Regions from separate parts of the Homo sapiens genome. Here region 2 is linked to region 1. A link is an interaction called in ENCODE POLR2A ChIA-PET data of the cell type or tissue named here. Cell type or tissue: Caco-2. All regions are shown on one strand. Links, peaks and the distances in the headings refer to the core of each region. The heading gives the core; the rest is flanking DNA.

The links. Peaks named below come from ENCODE experiments on the same cell type or tissue, not always from the same donor. Only the 100,000 strongest peaks of a DNase experiment are listed, where the experiment ranks them.
Region 2: POLR2A ChIA-PET joins it to region 1 with 5 read pairs; 7 of 35 experiments call an interaction of 5 or more read pairs at or near these places.

Annotation. Positions count from the first base shown.
Region 1 is chr15:63,050,372-63,055,747 of GRCh38, forward strand. The region is part of intron 2 of TPM1 (tropomyosin 1); the gene reads left to right. Among named protein-coding and RNA genes, the nearest start is that of TPM1-AS, 3.7 kb to the left of the region's middle. In Caco-2, for the core only: no CTCF peak of the experiment used is centred there; a DNase peak (open chromatin) is centred at 3,118.
Region 2 is chr15:62,815,915-62,821,290 of GRCh38, forward strand. It overlaps TLN2 (talin 2), which reads left to right. Exons shown (of 59, transcript NM_015059.3): 53 at 3,602-3,707; 54 at 4,572-4,696. Among named protein-coding and RNA genes, the nearest start is that of MIR190A, 5.4 kb to the right of the region's middle. In Caco-2, for the core only: no CTCF peak of the experiment used is centred there; no DNase peak of the experiment used is centred there.

The sequences.
Region 1 (5,376 bases), core at 123-5,122:
GTGGTAGAAGTCTGAGGTCTCCTCACCCTGCTAAGAAAGAGTATGTGTGACCCTATGCAGGAGAGCCTTGTATTGGCTCCTGGCCTAGTGATTGATGTTAGACACAAAAGATAAATTTTATGAAGGGCACATTATTACTTTTATTCTTACCTTCTCTTTTGCACGTCGTTTTTATAACAGAACTCTTCCTGTGCCAGTTGGCTAAAGATAGTACTTTCGTTCTTTTCACGGCTTTATATCAAAAGTAGTTTAAGTAGTTTCAATTTTTTTAAGTAATCTTTGCAAACAATCTACCTGGGTGATTGATTGAACACAGAACCTTTTAAGACAGCAACTTGAAGACTGGATCAGACCATTGAAGAGAGACTTTCAGGCTGCAAGTTGTTCCTAACTTCTGAAATTGGAACTTAAATGTAGCTGACTTAGGTATTTAGATGTAGCTTGGGCTGTGAGTTAAGCTAGCAGTAACAGTTTCTTTTGGCAGCAAAGATAAAGGTTTAGTGACAAAACCATGAGCCACTGCAAAAAATATTTGACCAGAGAGTTGGCCTAAATTCAAATACTCAGACTGTAATTAATAGGCCCTATTAAACCAGCCCTTACCTTGGAAAAAGCAGCCATCCCTTACTTCCTCCTAGTCTGTGTTTCCAAGGTGTGTGGATCCTTCAAAATGTTGGAATGAGGCTACTTTGCTTGACATGATTGATTCCAGATCTTGTGACCCACTAGGGTTATGTTTGCTTTTTTTCATTATTTAAAGAAAAAGGCAGGATGAATCTTCCTTTCTGAGTAGTATCCAGCAAACAAGGAGACAGGGAGTTGTGGCCAGAAGGTTCTTAATTAGTAACATGATTAAATCATGGGAAATAACCAATTTACAAAAATTCCCAGCACTTTCCCTCTTTACACTTGGTAAGTATTTCCGGGATAGGAAAACCGAGGGTGCATTTTGTGCTTGCATTGGCACTCCCAGAGTGGCTGTTAACTGGAATGTATACTCTCGATTTCCGCTTTCATATGTAGGCAAGGCAGAGGCACTACAATGCCTTGTTCATGTCTGTTCTCCCTCATTATACAAATATGCTTCATAAATTATGGGCTTTGGCACACACAGGAGGTTGTGTTTATCTGTTATCCATGGGAGTGCCCCTTAATGTCATCAGTGTTTTTTTTTTTCCCCCCTTTCCTTACCATATAAGGGCAGAAGTTTAGCTTGGCTGTGGTCACTTGGCCTTACACAGCAAGTTGGGTGAAACCTTCTTCGTATAACTACAGTTTGCATGAAATAAAAAGACCTGACCTTTGATCATCCCAAGTTCCACTCCAGTTCAGTCAGGACTTTGGAAACATATTCCAGAGGATTGATTTCTAGATTATAATATTCTCCCACCAGTATTTTTTCTTAATAACCTTAACTGGAATACTTTTTTAAAAAGTAAAAGTCACTGCCATTTTTAATTTTCTGTTGTTGTATTGGCTAAAACATCTGGATTTCATGAAAATCTAGGCCTCATAAAAGTTGTTTTTTTTTTTTTTTTTCAAATCTGATTTGGGATAATATTATACTATGGTGGGGTGGGCATGCCCTTGATTTCTATATAGTACCATGTTGGGGTGGGGGAATGGGGTGCATGCCCTTAGAGGAGGGTCATATGCATTGTAAGGCACCTCAAGTACAGAGCACCAGGAAGTTACTTAAAAACATCTGCAGGAGGACATTGGTAGCCTTTACTAATACAGCAGTCTCTTTTTTGAGTAGTTCATTGTTAGAACACAATAGCACTTTTGAAATAAAAGAAACTAGCATCCCAGATTGAAAGACTTCACTGGCAGTCAGCACATGGGCTGCTGTTAGAAGAAAGCTAACTTGGCTGGGTGCAGTGGCTCATGCCTGTAATCCCAACACTTTGGGCGGCCGAGACGGGTGGATCACCTGAGGTCAGCAGTTCGAGACTAGCCTAGCCAACATGGCAAAATCCCATCTCTACTAAAAATACAGCAATTAGCCGAGCATGGTGTCACGTGCCTGTAATCCTAGCTACTGGGGAGGCTGAGGCAGGAGAATCGCTTGAACCCGGGAGGTGGAGGTTGCAGTGAGCCGAGGTCATGCCACTGCACTCCAGCCTGGGAGACAGAGCTAGACTCCATCTCAAAGAAAAAAGAAGAAGAAGAAGAAAGCTAACTCAGTACACTAAGAGTGATTTACATGCCTGCAAATAATTTGTGTCTGGGGTCTTGACCCTCCCCAAATGCCTTGTTATTTATATCTCTGCTTTTAGATAACAGATGGTCATGTGTCTATGGGCTTGTACCGGCAGAGGCAACAGCAGGTCCTTAAGACTCCCCAGGTGCCATGATGAAAAGAACCTTAGAAAATATTGAAATAAGCTCAAAACTTAAAAAAAAAAATACCAGAAATAAAAGCTAGTAAAGGTGAGAGGTGTGGGGCTTTTGGAACATAGAGCATAATAAATCAGAATAAAAAGTAAAAATAAGAAAGAGAAAAAAGTGGCCCTGATTAAATTATAAAATTAAGCATATCTTGAATTCTAACGAGCCAAACAAAAATTCTACTAGGCCAGTATAATAGGGCCTGCAGAGCCTGTCATGGGTTCAGGGTTTTCCCATAAAGATAGGTGTACCTCAGATACTACTCCTAGGTCCTGGCTTTAACCTCAAAGCCCCTCTGCCTGTCCTGCTCTGAAACCTCTGGGGCAGTAGGCATTGACTTCTGGGCTAGGGAGTAAATGTTCCGTGTCCTTATGTGAGCTTCCTATTACCCATTAGCATTGTTTTATGAAGTTTTCAATTTTATATCCTGCCTCATTTCAAAAAGATTGTGATAATCACTTTAGCAGATGATTTGCATTGCAGCAACTGTTCTCCCAGTCCTGGTTAGGATCTGTGCCTGAGGCCTTTTGTGGGGAGTTGGGGTGGGGGCCGGAGAACATCTCAATCTGATCTCAGGAGAGATAAAGACACAGGAGTGAGAACTGCCAGTTCCAAGGTTTCCGTGATGTTCCGGGAAGCCAGGAGAAGTGACATAGTGGAGAGCCGGCATGCTGGGAGCCTAGTGACTTGGATCTTAATCCTGTCTCACACTGATGGCTGTATGGCCTCCACATACTTCTGTGCCCAGGGTCAGAGTTCCCTCCTGCCGCCTGTTTCTAGTCAAGAGCTAGAAGAATAGCCAGCTTCTTTGGGTGGTGGCAAAGGGGATTGTTTATTTATAGTACAGATTCCTGCCCTCCCCCTTTGACCTCCTGAATCAGAATCTCTAGGGACACGGCCTGGAAGTTTGATTTTTTTTTTTTTTTTTTTGTTTTTGAGACAAGAGTCTTGCTCTGTCGCCCAGGCTGGAGTGCAGTGGCATGATCTCGGCTCACTGCAGTCTCTGCCTCCCGGGTTCAAGCAATTCTCCTGCCTCAGCCTCCTGAGTAGCTGGGATTACAGGCATGTGCCACCATGCCTGGCTAATTTTTGTGTTTTTTGTAGAGACGGGGTTTCACCATGTTGGTCAGGCTGGTCTCGAACTCCTGACCTCATGATTGCCCGCCTCGGCCTCCCAAAGTGCTGGGATTACAGGCGTGAGCCACAGCGCCCAGCTGAAAGTTTTTTTTTTAATGCTCATCTCTGAGTTGATTCTGACACTCAGCCACTTGTGGGAATTGCTGATCTGGACAATGCCTAGGGATCCTTCTAGCTAAAAAATTGAGACCCTATTTTTTGGATTTACAGGGCCTCCTCAGGAAGGGGCAGCCACTCTCAGGTCTGCTGTGTGTGCCCTACCATTCCTCCCACTATATCACAAACTGGCACCTAGAAACTGGTCTCCATGCCCAGTCGTTGCTGGGGCACCCTGTATGAAGCCCTGCTGGCTGGTATTCCTGTAGGACATATTCTCTGATGTCCAGGAGTCTGAGGTTCTACAGAATGCCCCTGGGGAAACAAGAGTGGCATTTAGACAACAGCATTCTGTAAACACAGTGCCAAGAGCTAAGGGAAAGAATGGGGGTGGGGGTGATCGGAGGGAAGACACGGATGGATTGGTAGGGGCCCTTTGGGTAGGAAGATCTCATGTGCAAGGCTGGAATGAACATGAGGTGCTGTTTCCTTCCTTTCTGGTGACTCGGCTGTGTGGGGAGCTGGGGATAGAGACCTGTCACCCAGAGGGTTCTTTCCCCAAAGCATAAACAGTCGTCTTTCTGTGAGTACAAAGTCCTTGAGGTTCAGGCCCAGATCTAAAGCAGAGCAGAGAACTTGGAACTTGGTAGCTACAAAAAAGTTTTGAAAATCTTGCTGGCATTTCTCTAATAGGCCATAGCCTCTGTAACAAGGATATTTGCCATCATATTGAAAATGATAAGAAAGGGGGAAAGAAAAGAAAGTGTACAGTGCTTTTGAGTACATAACCTAGACACTCTATGGAGGCTTTTTGTTGTTGTAGGGCTTTTGGTTTGTGTGCTTGGTTTTTTTGTGTGGCTTTAAATTTTGTTTTGTTTTGTTTGCCCTTTGTTTTTGCTTCCGCTTTGAGTCTCCCCCCCACCCTCAAAAGGAATAGAATTTTACTGGAAAATGAAAATATAGAAAAGTGAAGAAATCTTACCTGACCCAAAAGTATATCCTTAATATATACATCCTTCCAGTAATAGTAATAAAAAAAAAAAGCCTAATGGTTTTTAAAAGACACTTCCCTATAATTGAGAGATTTGTTATCCTATTACCCTCACCCTTCAATACACACACACACCAGAAACAACAGTCATCTGCCAGTAATTCCTAGCTGGGTCCATTTACCAGCTGTGCACTGATAATGATTTACTTTGTAGGCAGTACAGTTGTAAATGCTCTTCCTCTGATTTATTTCACATTTGCCCTGCTCCCTGCCTCCATCAACCAATTACTACATTTTTGTCAAGATAAAAGTGTATTTACATGTTTTTATAGAGTCCTTCACCGTGGTTGGAGATGCCCTACTCACCTCTCTTCCCAGATAAAACTTGGCATTTAAAATCTTACAAATCTAGGTGAGCAAAGAGCTGAAGGTTCTCAGATTCCTTTGATTAAAGACTATGACCACAGTTTCTAACTACATTTGCATTTCCAACTCTGTATTGTGGATCCATAAGCTGAGAACGTTGCTTTTATTAAAATTAGGTTGGTTTTACTCATCTTACTGAGCCCATACTCTGTGCAGAGAACTGTGAGTTCTCTGGATGTGAGCAGCTTACAGTTCAATGACAAAGACAGGGCTGTGTGTAGAGAAATTTGTTATCCTATTACCATGGGTCCCTAAGTGTGTATTGTAATTTCTAGAAAACTCCTAAGTGTTCTGAAAACCCCACCACCCCTTAGTGAACATACATTCAAAGTGGA
Region 2 (5,376 bases), core at 242-5,241, 230 kb before region 1:
ATCATGATTTCAGCATTCTTCATCTTTTGTGGGTCATGGGCCCCTTTGAGCTAAAAGCCCGGGGTCATTTCTTGCCTTCTGCAACCGTCATCAAAGAAACATCAGCACAGACACACAGGTTGATCCCCAAACTGTTAAGAGGAGTCACAGACCCACAAAACCTAGTTAGAACCTTTTGGTATTTAGAGACTCCAAATGGAAAACCCCCGCCTGGGGAATCCTTTAGAGAATTCAGTTAACTCTCAACAAACATAGGATCTAATTTCGACAGAGCCATCTCCCCGCTGCCCCGAGAGCTGCTTTATGATGTTTTAGAGATGTCCATTTGAATGATGGTGGCCTCCTGCGTTTGCTGTTTGCTCGTTTATCATAGAGGATTTGTATTGCAGGACAAAAAGCCGCTACTTTGCCTCTGCAACTATCACAGTTCAATATTTCTGCAAAACCAGTTTGAGATCTTTGGCAGGGCTAAAATTATCCTTGCTTCCACTGGCAGAGCTTTAATTTGGATCTGTCTGTTGTCTGCTATCAGAAATCATGTTGACTTAATGGCAGAATAAAAATAGAACTCCTCTTCTCCTCCGTTATCTAAAGCTCGGGTTCTTTATCAGGGCTGTTCCCTGTCTGAGGGCTGTCATGTTGTACACTTCTCACTGAAGGCCCTCCTTTTAGAGACAGAAGTCTTTCATCATTCCACTCTGTGGGAATGTTGGTAGAAGTATGTGAACAAACATCCTTCCCTTGTCTTGAGCTTAGGGGAAAATCATTCAGTCTTTTGCCATTAATTATGAGTGTCCGCACCATACCTTTAACCCTTTGCTTATTCATGCTGTGTTGGCCACTTTAGAGAAACCATTTAACAATGCCTATGGACTGCTTAGCTACTGAGATCCTGAGCCATAACTATTAATAACCTGGTAGTCGTACAGCATATATTGTTGCAGACAAATATGGTACAAGCCTTTTGCAATTAAGTGGTGACAAATGCCACCATCTAAGTCTAGAGCAGTGGTTTACAACTATGGCCACATGAGTCACCCAGGGAACTTAAAAAATTCTTATGCCCAGGCTACACACCAGAAGAATTTTATCAGTAGCTCTTTATATATATATATTAATTTATATAACCTCACCACAGCTCTATAAAGGAAGACTGTTGTGGTCGCTTAATAAACTGAGGCTTAGAGAGAGGATAAGTACCTGTACACAGGTACATTGATATTGACTGCTGAACCTATGCCTAACTAAATTGCCTGCCCACTGGCTGTCTTGGAAAGTAAAAGGCATTTATCCCCTTCCTTCTATTTCTCCATGGCTCTAGTGTTCTTTTGGAACTGGTCTAGGAAGCCATCATAGTAGGACTTGTCCCAATAATGTATTGGTTTGCTTTTCACTCATTAATTAATTTGTTCATTCAAAGGTCTATGCTGAGTTCTTAATATCTGCAGAATGATATATATATAGGCCCTAGTGTGAGAGAGTGAGAATCACAGAGCACCTGGAATCATCATGGAACAGTAGCAAATATGAAAGAAGTATAAAAGATTATAAGAGGAGGGAAGATGAGGATAGATACATGTGAAGTAGTGCTCAAAGATTATTGACTAATCCATTTGTGCGTACGCATAATGTCATCTGTACACTGCCGTGTCTAGGGCTGGTCATGGTGTAACCCATTGACTCCTCTCATCGGTTTTTTTCTAAGCTTTCTTTATAGTCATGGTGCAAAGGGGTTAGTCCTGGGGTCTAAAAACCATCTTTCCAGATTCCTGAGAAAGACTGTGCTACCTGGGCAGGGGAAAGGAGTGTGGGGCACCAAGAAGGGAATTCACATTTAATGAATGTCTATTGTGTTCCAAGCATTGTGAGAAATACTCTCCATGTGTTATTCCATTCTATCTTTTTTTTTTTTTTTTTTTTTTGAGATGGAGTCTCACTCTGTGGTCCAGGCTGGAGTGCAATGGTGCAATCTTGGCTCACTGCAACCTCTGTTGAGGCAGTTCTCCTGCCTCAACCTCCTGAATAGCTGGGATTAGAGGCACCCGCCACCACACCCAGCTAATTTTTATATTTTTAATAGAGACGGAGCTTCACCATGTTGGCCGGGCTGGTCTCTAACTCCTGACCTCAGATGATCTACCCGCCCGAGCCTCCCAAAGTGCTGGGATTACAAGCATGAGCCACTGCGCCCAGCCTCCGTTTGATCTTTGTGCCAGCCCTGAGACATAGGCATTATCCCAGCTTTACAGATGAGAAAACAGGTTTAAAACCGGTAATGGATGAAGCCAGGTTTGAACACAAGTTTGTTCATTTCCAAAGCTGATGCTTTGTCCCCTACTCAGAGGCTCCAAAATTGTGCAGAGATAGACAGCAGTTATACTTCTCTCCTGACTGTCTGAACATTTCTAAATCTGAAGATCACCATTGGGAAACGTGAGAAAGAGATAACAGAAAAGAGCACTGGAAGAAGAATTTCAACATGAGGAAGGGATAGGATGGTGTGCACTAGAATTTAGATCCCTGGTGGAAGATGGGGAAGAGCTCTTATCCTGTGTCGTGGTTCCATTCATGGATGAGTTTGAGAAGAAATCAGCTGGGGATGTCTTAAAGGTGTTTAGTATTCTCAGTACCTTTTTTTAAATCCATAAAAAACAGAAAGCAAAAGACAATTTTTGAAAACTTTTGAACTAATTCAAAAGAGAGGGCAAATCCTCAGGACTTCTCCCAGGAGAGCTTGCAGTCAAAACTCTGGAAATGGATTGTTTTCTCAAGAATGATCCTCCTGAGCAGTTAGTTGTTGCTCACTTAGGGATTTTGTCTCAAGGACTTGAGTGGCGTGTTTCCTCTGGTCCTTTATTTTGTCACAAGTACTGATTGGCCCATAGCTTGGGGCTTTTGCCTTTACTCAGCATGTTCTTTTTTTTTTTATTTTTATTTATTTATTTATTTATTTATTTTAAAGACTGACTCAATCTCTCTGGCCAAGGCTGGAGTGCAGTGATGCAACCACTGCTCACTGCAGCCTTGACCTCCTGTGCTCAAGAGATCTTCCCACCTCAGCCTCCTGAGTAGTTGGGACTACAGGTGTGTGCCACCATGCCCAGCCAATTTTTAATTTTTTTTTAATTAGAGATGAGGTCTTGCTATGTTGACCAGGCTGGTCTTGAACTCCTGGGCTCAAGCAGCCCTCCCACCTCGGCCTCCCAAAGTGCTTGGATTACAGGTGTGAGCCACTGTACCCAGCCAGAATGTTCTTACAGTTTGGTTAAATTTCAGGTGCATGTGTGTGTTTTATGTACAAATAAAGGACAAATGAAGGTCCAAATAGAAAACAAGGACTTTGTCTCCTTTATGATCTTTAGGAGCTATGTCAGGAGGGACCTTAGAGGCACCACTGGTTCCCAACCTTTTATTTCTCACATGGGGAGATTGAAACCCAGTGAGTCGTAAGGGTTTTCCACAAGGCTCTGAAGTCACTTGGGACAGAGATGCAACTTAAAACCAGGCTGCCTGACTCCACATCCAGCAAGAGGAGTGTGCTTCTTTCCTGTCCCAGTGGTTACTATCCCCCTCATGCCTCTGACTTGTTCTTCACCTGTAGATTCTTCAGAAACCAACCCCAGAATTCAAGCAGCAGCTGGCCGCTTTCTCCAAGCGAGTCGCCGGCGCTGTGACAGAGCTCATCCAGGCGGCGGAAGCCATGAAAGGTAGGCTGGATTCTCACGTCTTGGTGGAGGGCAACCCTCCCAGGCAGTGCTAATACAGCAGACTGAGCAGAGGAAAAGCACAGACGGCAATGGCCTTTAGCTGGCAGATGCAGCCAGGAATACAGTGAGGACTTTCTGCAAGCAAATGGGTTTAGAGTTAACTTGAAAAAGAAACATCCTCCCTGAAGCAAGTCTTTTCTCTAGTCTTTGTATTAAGTGCTTCTACTTAAATGGTATCCTCCACCTAGAACCTACTCACTTTCCTTGGAGTCTCCCCATTTCTTTTTTGTCTGCATTTTCATTCATCAGGATATTTATTCTCCTTCAAATAGTACTTCATGTTTTGAAAATGATGCTACCTGAAAACATTGTTTGGACACCCTTTATGTTTACATAGAAGCAATCAACCCACCTGGGAAAGGTCTTCTCACCAATTTCCTTTACTTTGAATTAAGGTGAGGGGTCAGTCCTCCTGGGTTCCAGGGAGAAGAGAATGGCAAATTCCTGTGTGATGTACAGCATAGTGTAGTGTCTCCTGAGGATGCTTACTTAGATTCATGAGCTTTAAGTTCAAAGTCAGAGCAAAGCTCAAGCCTTGGTCCGTGAGATCATTTTTGAAGCTGCTTGGTGACTGCTCTGTGGAAGGGCCATACATGCAACTGATTTAGAAAACCAGGATTAGCACCCCCACCCCCCACCCCCATCCAGATGGCCTTTATGAGAGACGGAAGGAAGGTTCCTTAGGACAATGCAGGTCAGGCTCCTGGAGCCTTCATGCATGCAAATCCAGATAGTGTTTTTAATTAAGCCAGTGCCCTGAGGTCTGCAGCTATGAAGAATCACCTTCTTTTGGACTGATTCTAGGAACAGAGTGGGTGGATCCAGAAGACCCAACTGTCATTGCAGAAACAGAGTTACTGGGGGCTGCAGCATCCATCGAAGCTGCTGCTAAGAAGTTAGAGCAACTGAAGCCAAGAGCAAAACCAAAAGTAAGTGTTCATTTATGGTTGGCTGTCCGATGTCAGTGGGTTCTTCCAGTGGGTGGCTGTGAAATGGAGCTAGGAGTGCTGCAGGGAGCTTGGCTCCTTCCTTATGGTCAGACTAGCAAGCAGAAAACCGGATCTACCTGCCCGGCACTGCTTTAGAGTATGGGGGTAAAAAAATGGCTGATGAGTCTTTCAAGTTAACCACCCAGAAAAATTCCTCTGAGTATCCAAAGGAAGAATTGGGGCATTTGCAGTCTTGATTTAGTTCATTATCTAAAGCAGGTGTTGGATGCTTTCTGTCAGAAGTTGCTGTTACTGGAGAGGAGATTGTTAGCCTCCAATTTTCTGGTTTCTCTTTTGCTTTTTACAAAGAAATAGCACTGCTGGGAATCAGAGGGCAATGAGAACTTCAAAAGTGCACCCACTCCAGGCTTTGTCAGTATATGCTGGAGAGGATGGGTAGCTGGTATGTTTTTTCCTTCTGTGTTTGTCATGTAGATAAATGTTTAAAACTTAAGATTATAGGTATATGTGAAGAGAAATAGCCATTTAAAGGAAAGAGATACTTTTAGATTAGGCAGGAGGAAGGACACTTTCTAAATAAAAGGATGACAAGCTAGTGCTGTCTCCAGGGGCAAAGCCCCAATCCTGTTAAGCTAATACCTCCTACCCCACCTTCCATA